Regions from separate parts of the Homo sapiens genome. Here region 1 is linked to region 2. A link is an interaction called in ENCODE POLR2A ChIA-PET data of the cell type or tissue named here. Cell type or tissue: HepG2. All regions are shown on one strand. Links, peaks and the distances in the headings refer to the core of each region. The heading gives the core; the rest is flanking DNA.

What was found. Peaks named below come from ENCODE experiments on the same cell type or tissue, not always from the same donor. Only the 100,000 strongest peaks of a DNase experiment are listed, where the experiment ranks them.
Region 1: POLR2A ChIA-PET joins it to region 2 with 5 read pairs; 8 of 35 experiments call an interaction of 5 or more read pairs at or near these places.

What each region holds. Positions count from the first base shown.
Region 1 is chr14:34,371,351-34,375,743 of GRCh38, reverse strand. No RefSeq gene overlaps it. Among named protein-coding and RNA genes, the nearest start is that of SPTSSA, 89 kb to the left of the region's middle. In HepG2, for the core only: no CTCF peak of the experiment used is centred there; a DNase peak (open chromatin) is centred at 2,793.
Region 2 is chr14:34,450,979-34,455,371 of GRCh38, reverse strand. The region is part of intron 1 of SPTSSA (serine palmitoyltransferase small subunit A); the gene reads left to right. Among named protein-coding and RNA genes, the nearest start is that of SPTSSA, 9.1 kb to the left of the region's middle. In HepG2, for the core only: no CTCF peak of the experiment used is centred there; no DNase peak of the experiment used is centred there.

The DNA.
Region 1 (4,393 bases), core at 299-4,298, 80 kb after region 2:
GTGAGTTAGAACCTGAGCTATGCTGAGCTCTCCTTCTACCTTATCCTGGAAGACCTTCTACAGTTCCCTCACTACTCCTTGTCTGTGAAGCTGACGGTATTAACAATTAATTGCACCTTTTCCCTTTCCCTAAAGGGAAGCTGCATGCAGGGATTTCCCCCAGTTTGGGGCTTCCTGTATTGGACTCTCCTGGGGGATTGTGAGTCAGTAGGCATGATTCAAGAGAGTAGGTGCTTGTGTGGGTGGATGTTCATTGGAGTTAATTGATTCACAGTGAGTGACCTTTGTTTCTTAAATGATCTTGATCCAGAAGGTAGGAAAGTGTGGCCTCTGGATATAAAATCTGAACTTCTCTTCTCATGGAATGATCTCAGCTCAGTCATTTAGGTTTTTCATGCCTTAATTTCACCATCTGCAAAATCAAATAACATTTTCCACTTATGTTAATGGAGTACTATGTCTCTTGACATTTCTGAGAGGTATCATGAGAACAAACTGTTCAACGTATTATTGTTAAAGAAAAAGCTGGAAACCCTTATAAGCCACTCCTCTGATCTGAATGTTCTAGCTGCCATTGTGGAAGAACCGGTTTCTGAAAGAAAAGCTTAGTGACATTCTTTAGGAAATCTTACTCATGGGACAGTACTCATATGCCAGAAAGAGTGCACTTCTTTTTAATTTAAAGACTTTTTTTTTTTTTGGAGATAGGGTCTCACTCTGTCACCCAGGCTAGAGTTCAGTGACATGATCATGGCTTACTGCAGCCTTGACCTCCTGGGCTTAAGCCATCCTTCTGCCTCAGCCTCCTCACTCACTTGTCATCATACCAGGCTAATTTTTTTTTCATTTTTAGTAGAGACAAGGACTCACTGTGTTGCCTAGGTTGGTCTTGAACTCTTGGGCTAAAGTGATCTTCCTGCCTTGGCCTCCCAAAGTGCTGGGCTTTCAGGCATGAGCCACCACACCTGCCCCATAATGGCATTTTTGACCTAAAGACATGTATCTTTCTGCTTTTGATTTTCACAGATTCTTGAAGCTGGTATCCTTTCTATACTACTAAGATTCCCTTTAAAAATAATTTAATAGTAATAAATCAGCAATCATTAAGCTACCTGGGACTTAGCTGTACTTTTAAAAAATGTTGCATTCAATTTATTCTTTTTTATTTTTTGAGATAGAATCTCACCCTGTCACCCAGGCTGGAGTGCAGTGGCACCATCATGGCTGACTGCAGCCTCAACCTCCTTGGGCTCAAGCAAACCTCCCATGTCAGCCTCCTGTGTAGCTGAGACTACAGGTGCATGCCATCATGCCCAGCTAATTTTTGTATTTTTTTGTAGAAATTGGGTATTGCTGTGTTGCCCAGGCTGGTCTTGATCTTCTGGGCTCAAGTGATCCACCCACCTGGGCCACCCAAAGTGCTGGGATTACAGGCGTGAGCCACCATGCCTGGCCAATTTATTCTTTAAAGTTTTTTTAATTTAAAAAAATTGTGGTAAAATTACATAACATGAAACTTACCATTTTAAAGTACACAGTTCAGTGCCATTAAGTGTATCACATTGTTGCACAACTATCACCACCATCCATGTCCATGATTAGCTGAACTTCTTTAGAAATAAAAGTAAATGATCTGTTTGTTGGCTTCAGTGACTTCATCTGCTGGGGATCTGTAAAAAGGTGGTAGGCTGAGTAACTCCTTATTCCCCTTTTTTTTTTTTTTTCGAGATGGAGTCTCCCTCTGCCACCCAGGCTGGAGTGCAGTGGCGTGATCTCAGCTCACTGCAACCTCCGCCTCCCAGGTTCAAGAGATTCTCCTGCCTTAGCCTCCCAAGTAGGTGGGATTACAGGTGTATGCCACCATACCTGACTAAGTTTTGTATTTTTAGAGGAGATGGGGTTTCGCCATGTTGGCCAGGTTGGTCTCGAACTCCTGACCGCAGGTGATCTACCTGCCTTGGCCTCCCAAAGTGCTGGGATTACAGGTATGAGCCTCTGTGCCTGGTCTCATTCCTTAGAAACCTCTTACTTTTGAGGAATGGTTCCGAAATGAAATTCAAAGATGTGAAGAACAAGATGTCCTCATTAATGACTGATGTTGTCGGGGTCCACAGTAGTTTAGGATTCCTATTCCAGCTCAACTTGCAGGTTTAGACAGCTGTCCTTTGCGGACAAGGTTAAGTGATTTTAATTTGGAGGGCAGAGGAGAGTTTCCAGCTTTCTGTAACTTCTGCAAGAGTTCCAGCTTCTGTAACTTCTAAGCTCTACAGAAGAGGGCTCAGAAGAGCTTAGTAACAATGGTGGTAGCAATATCTTAAGGCTCAAATTAGCTGGCCTCAGCATTGGGGAAGCAGGAGGAGGAAGCAAGAAGGTGGCTGTGAGGGAATGAAGTGGCACAGGATCTGTCCTCAGGGAAGAAGAAGGGTGCTGTCCCAGCCTGCTGACAGGAGGGAAGAGAGATCACACTCAAGGAGTTGAAATCAGTTCAACATCCTGTTGGTAACATCTCCTTTTTTCCCCATACAGTCTAAGAAATGCAGTTAGCTCGGGTTGGGATGGTTAAGTTTGAGTATTAGAACTCTGGTGCTCCTCAACTCTTTCCCTGTGATTCAGTCTTTCTCTGGCATCATATGAAAGAAAAATATCTTCTCCACAATGATTTGCTCAATCCCTGCTCCCGAAAGACCTGCTTGTTCTAAGTGTGGCCTCATCCATACTCACCTGATTTTATCAAAGTATGTTGATGACAGGTGTTAGAAATTTCACAATTTACAGCTGCAACAACAGAAAATACTGTACCAAAGGCCAACACAGAGAGGATCCAGGAATTCCCTTGGCTGGATTAAATGTCTTTTTTGCAAGACAGAGTTGTTTTTCCCTTTGATGTGGGTATGAAAGCTTGCTCTATGTGTTTGTGGAGGTAAGTTGCTGTGGTGTTGGTTAGTGGCTCTCCCAGGGATAAAAAAGGGTTTCCTTCTCGTTAAATTAAGGAGGCCTCTGCAAATGAGGTCTGCAGATTCTGGACTTGACAAAACCCAGCATTGCCCTGTTGTCCAGAGAGTGCCAGCATAGCCTGCCCCTGGGACACCTCTCTCCTTAGCTGGCCATTCACTGCTTCTGTGATATTGTGTCGGATGAGGCCACCCTCTTCCCCATTTGTAAGCTCCTCTCTGTAGCATGGGAAGCCTGGAGGTGGAATGGAGAACGTGACCTCCTTGTTCATCATTCGCATTGATTCATGAGAAACATGGAAGGAAACATATTTGAAACCATAGTAGTGAAATATTTAGAGAGAGCAAAAAATTGGTTGGTGGGTTGACTAATATGTCTGTTAGTCTGTTTCTGTCTCTTCCCTCTTCCTCTTTCCTCTCTCTGTGTCTCTTTCCGTGTGTGTGTGTGTGTGTGTGTGTGTGTGTGTGTGTATTTGTGTGTCTGACTCTTCAGTCTCTCTCTCTTGCTGTATTTGTCTTTCTCTCTCTGTCTCATGTCTTTCTATGTGTGTCTTGGTATGTTTGTCTCTTTGTATCTTGTTTCTCTGAGATCCTACTGTGTGCCATGTCCTACCTAGAGGCTAAGTGTCTAAAAGCAATTGACACATTGTCAATAATCGTGGTAACAACAGTAACTAGCAATGTTGCTATTGCTTAGCATTTAAGAACTTTGTACACATTATTGCATTTAATCCTCACAACAGCTACATGTGATGGTTACAACGTTATCCATTTCACAGACAAGAAGACTGTAGTTCATCTAAGTTTATAACTTGCTGTAATTCATGTAGCTTACAAGGACTTAGGTCTGTATGACCCTGGAACCCATATTCTTTTTTTTTTTGTTTTTGAGACGGAGTTTTGCTCTTGTTGCCCAGGCTGGAGTGCAATGGTGCAATCTCGGCTCACCACAACCTCCGCCTCCTGGGTTCAAGCAATTCTCCTGCCTCAGCCTCCCAAGTAGCTGGGATTACAGGCATGCGCCACCATGTCTGGTTAATTTTGTATTTTTAGTAGAGATGGGGTTTCTCCATGTTGGTCAGGCTGGTCTTGAACTCCCGACCTCAGATGATCTGCCTGCCTCGGCCTCCCACAGTGCTGGGATGACAGGTGTGAGCCACCACGCCCAGCCAGAACCCATATTCTTTGCTGTTGCCCTTTAGTGCCCTTTAGCTGATAACTTGAGTTCCTAGGGACTTGAGGCTTCCTATAGGAATGTTTTATGATATCTATTTGATTCTAGAATATTAATTTGTTCCAGGTCTAGGAAGCAATGTACAGCTGTGAAATTTATTTATTTATTTATTTATTTATTTTTTGAGACCAAGTCTTGCTCTGTCACCCAGGCCTGAGTGCAGTGGCACGATGTTGGCTTGCTGTCTCCCAGGTTCAAGCAATTCTCT
Region 2 (4,393 bases), core at 265-4,264:
TCTTTTCCTCAGGCTAGAGTGCAGTGGTGCGAACTTGGCTCCTTGCAACCTTTGCCTTCTGGTTGCAAGCGATTCTCTTGCATCAGCCTCCCCAGTAGCTGGGATTACAGGTGCCCGCCGCCATACCCTGTTGATTTTTTGTATTTTTAGTAGAGATGGGGTTTCACCATGTTAGCCAGGGTGGTCTCAAACTCCCAACCTCGTGATCCGCCCACCTCGGCCTCCCAAAATGCTGGGATTACAGGTGTGAGCCACCTAGCCCGGCTCCTATTTTTTTTTTTTCTCAAGATGGAGTCTTGATCTGTTACCTAGGCTGGAGTGCAGTGGCGCAATCTTGGGTCACTGTAGCCTCCGCCTCCTGGGTTCAAGCAATTCTCCTGCCTCAGCCTCACGAGTAGCTGGGATTACAGGTGCCTGCCACCACACCCGGCTGATTTTTGTATTTTTAGTAGAGAAGGGGATTTACTATGTTGGCCAGCCTGGTCTCGAACTCCTGACCTCAGGTGACCCACCCACCTTGGCCTCCCAAAGTTCTGGGATTACAGGCATGAGCCACTGCACCTGTCTGGGAAATGAACAATTGTAAGATTAGGAAGTAATGTGGGAGAAGTGAATACATTTATAAGGGAGGATGGGAAGGACAACCAGCAAACCACAAGAATTCTCAGACAGATCAAGCTCTGGGAGTACGGTGGAAGCAGACCACCTTTAACCGGATTCTCCTTAAACTATCCTAACCTCCTGGAAAGTTGTCTTGTTAACTCCAGGGCCCTACTGCTTTAGTTTGAAGAAAACTGCTCTAGCCTGTTTAACATGTTAGCCTTTATATTTGGCTGATTCAGTGAGAATGTTAGGATATCTCTTAACTGTACTCCTTAGAATATTAACTTTTTCTTTAGTAGTTTTTGGTTGGTAAAGGTTGAAAATAATGAAAACTGTGCTTAACAAGAACTAAATGGTCTATACCAGGACAGGCAGAGAAAGTCATGGTTGGGTTAATGGCAGTGGGAACAGACCACACATTGATATTCTGCAGCAGTGTTTCAGCATGTGATTCTAGTGATTTGTGAGTAGTGATCACTATAGGTCCTGTCTCCATTTTCTTAAAGACTTTGTGATTCCTCCAGACTATGAGTGTTGTAACATTTATGGCACATAGGAGCTAAGATAGATTTTTTTTTCCCCCTAAAACAGGGTCTTGCTCTGTTGCCCAGGCTGGAGTTCAGTGGCTGGCATGATCTTTAGTTCACTGTACCCTTGAACTCCTGGGCTTAAGTGATCTTCCCGCCTCAGCTTCCCAAATAGTGGGGACTACAGGCACACACCACCATGCCTGATTAATTTTTAAATTTTTAGTAGAGACAGGGTCTCACTAGGTTGCCTAGGTTGGTCTTGAACTCCTGGCCTCAAGCAGTCCTCCTGCCTCAGCTTTCCAAAGTGCTCGGATTACAGGTGTGAACCATCGGACCTGGCCTCTTTTTTTTTTTAAAAGAACAAACCCCAAATGCTCAAATTTAGTAATTTAAGCTATGTGTTCTAGAAGATGTACTTGATAGAGGATATATACTTTTTATAAATTGGAATGTTGAAAAAATAGTAGTTATGATCAATAGTTATGAGAAATAGAAGTTTTACTAATACAAGCGTTTTGGTCAGCATGTATTATATATGTTTCTGAAAAACTGCAAAATAATATGGTTTATAGGAAAATATTATTGAGTCAGACCACTTAAAATGTATGCAATTTAGTAAGCAAGCACTAACAAACACAATACTTGGCATCTTGAGGGAATAACTTGGATGTCCCAGACAGGCAGGCAGCTCAGCTTCACTGGAAGCTGCCCGAGGGGACATGAACAAAGCATGGACAAAGTTGAATGGAAATGTCAGCAGTAGGTGCTGATGTAATACAGACAGTGTGGGCTGCCATTGAGGCAGTGTAGGGCCAGTGCCACCTGCCACATTGGCTGAGAGCTGTGCTACCCTGGAGGTGCCTTTCTCTGAAGAGGGAGACTGGGTACAAATGCGAATTTCTGATTTTCTTAAAATAGAGTTAAAAGGACTTCTGCCTGTATAGCAGCTGAGTTGAGAGATGTTTCCTGCAGAAGGTGATACAGTTGACCCTTGATCCACTTGGGGGTTAGGAGTACTGCCCCCAGGCCCTCATCCTCACCCTGCAGGCAGTTGAAAATCTGTGTACAACTTTTGACTCCCCAGAAACTTTACTAATAGTCTACTTTTGACTGGAGCCTTATTGATAACATTAACAGTCGATTAACATATTTTGTATGTTATATGTATTATATACTGTATTCTTATAGTAACGTAAGCTAGAGGGAAGAAAATCATAAGGAGGAGGAGGAGGGGTTGGTCTTGCTGTTTCAGGGGTGGCAGAGGCAGAAGAAAATCCATGTATAAGTAGACCTGCACAGTTCAAACCCATGTTTTCAAGGGTCACCTAATTATTTTCCCACTAATCTGCTCCCCTAAATGATGAAATATCCCATATGAAGGAATATAGCTCCTGTACTGTACTAGTCGTATGTGAGTTATCTGATGTTACAGAAACATGTACTGTAGCAGAACAGATTATAATTCAGAGCAGACTGGGAAATTTTTCCCCATAACACTGGGACTTCAAATCTTCCTGAGGGTAATAGAAGCTCAAATCAATAAATGTGTGCCAGAGACACTATAACCTTAGTGTCTCTGGGATTAGAGCTACAAACCATTTCCAGGATTTTAGTCCACAGTGAAAAATTTTCAGTCCGTGATCATTACTCATTTCAGCAGCATGCTTTGTTGTTTGTTTAGTTTTAAAAGAGCTTGTCATCAAGTTGTAGTTTCTAAAAACAATTTTCATACTTAGGTTTGTATAATCAGCACACTATAGAAAGCTTAGAGAATGGATTTTGCTTGCTAAACACTAATTTCTGATGGTGATGTGCTATCCTTTAACATGACCCTTGAATATCAAATTGGTTAACATACAGAGGACTGTGACAGTATAATATTGTGACAGTATAATATTTTCCACTTGTTTCAATGTAAGAAAACTGGAAAAGTATCAAGAGATAGTTGATATATCTAGGAAAAATTAACTTTCTTTTTTTTTTTTTTTTTTTTGAGATTGAGTCTCACTCTGTTGCTCAGGCTGGAGTGCAGTGGCGCGATCTTGGCTCACTGCAACCTCCGCCTCCCGGGTTCAAATTCTCATGCCTTAGCCTCCCGAGTAGCTGGGAATACAGGTGTGCGTCACTGCGTCTGGCTAATTTTTGTATTTTTTTTGGTCTGACCTCAGGTGATATGCCCGCCCCGGCCTCCCAAAGTGCTGGCATGGGATTACAGGCGTGAGCCACCACGCTAGGCACTTTCTTTACATTTCTGTTGGTGATGATCTGCAGTTTTTTGAGGTCAAAGGAAAAGAAAACTACAGTAATAAGGAAGCTTTCCTGTTTGGGGCTTCATTCAGTAGCCTGCAGCTGCTTTCACTTAGGGCTTTGATTGCTTTTCAGTAAACAGCATATGATAATACTTCGTCAAATGCTTTGTTTTCTTTTTTCATTAAGATGATTTCTTAGATTTATCACAACTCTTGAGTATTTCTAAGGTTAAATAGCATTTTAGAATTGATTTTTTTTTTTTTTTTTTTTTGAAACAGAGTCTCGTTCTGTCGCCCAGGCAGGAGTGCAGTGGCGCGATCTCACTGCAAGCTCCGCCTCCCGAGTTCACGCCATTCTCCTGCCTCAGCCTCCGGAGTAGCTGGGACTACAGGCGCCCGCCACCGCGCCCGGCTAATTTTTTGTATTTTTAGTAGAGACGGGGTTTCACCGTGTTAGCCAGGACGGTCTCGATCTCCTGACCTCGTGATCTGCCCACCTTGGCCTCCCAAAGTGCTGGGATTACAGGTGTGAGCTACCGCGCCCAGCCTAGAATTGATTTTACAAAAGAAATTTGATTAATATAGGATTGGATTGCTTTAAATGTTGTTTTAGCTTTGCTTTTTAATGTGACTATATCATTTAGTCACATTTAATGTGATTTAATGTGACTTAAATAATTGAAATTATTTAGACTAGTGAAGATGTATAAGTCATACCCACTGGAACAAAGGTCTATGACCTTTTCCCGGTGAGAAACTACCTTTAAGTTTTCCAAAGTCTTGTGATTAGATTACTAAAGTGGGTGATGATAGTTTAGAGTTACTGATTGGAACAGGAAATGTTAGTTGCTATGGTTTTGTTTCTAATGTACTGTATTTATATGTAAAGCATTTCCTCTCTTTATTATAGGACTTTTTTTTTTTAAGTTGCTGATAATGGTCTTTTTATGGGCCAAAAAAAAAAAAAATCTTTATTTCTTTCCTAGCTTGCTGGAAACTTAGCTTATGTTT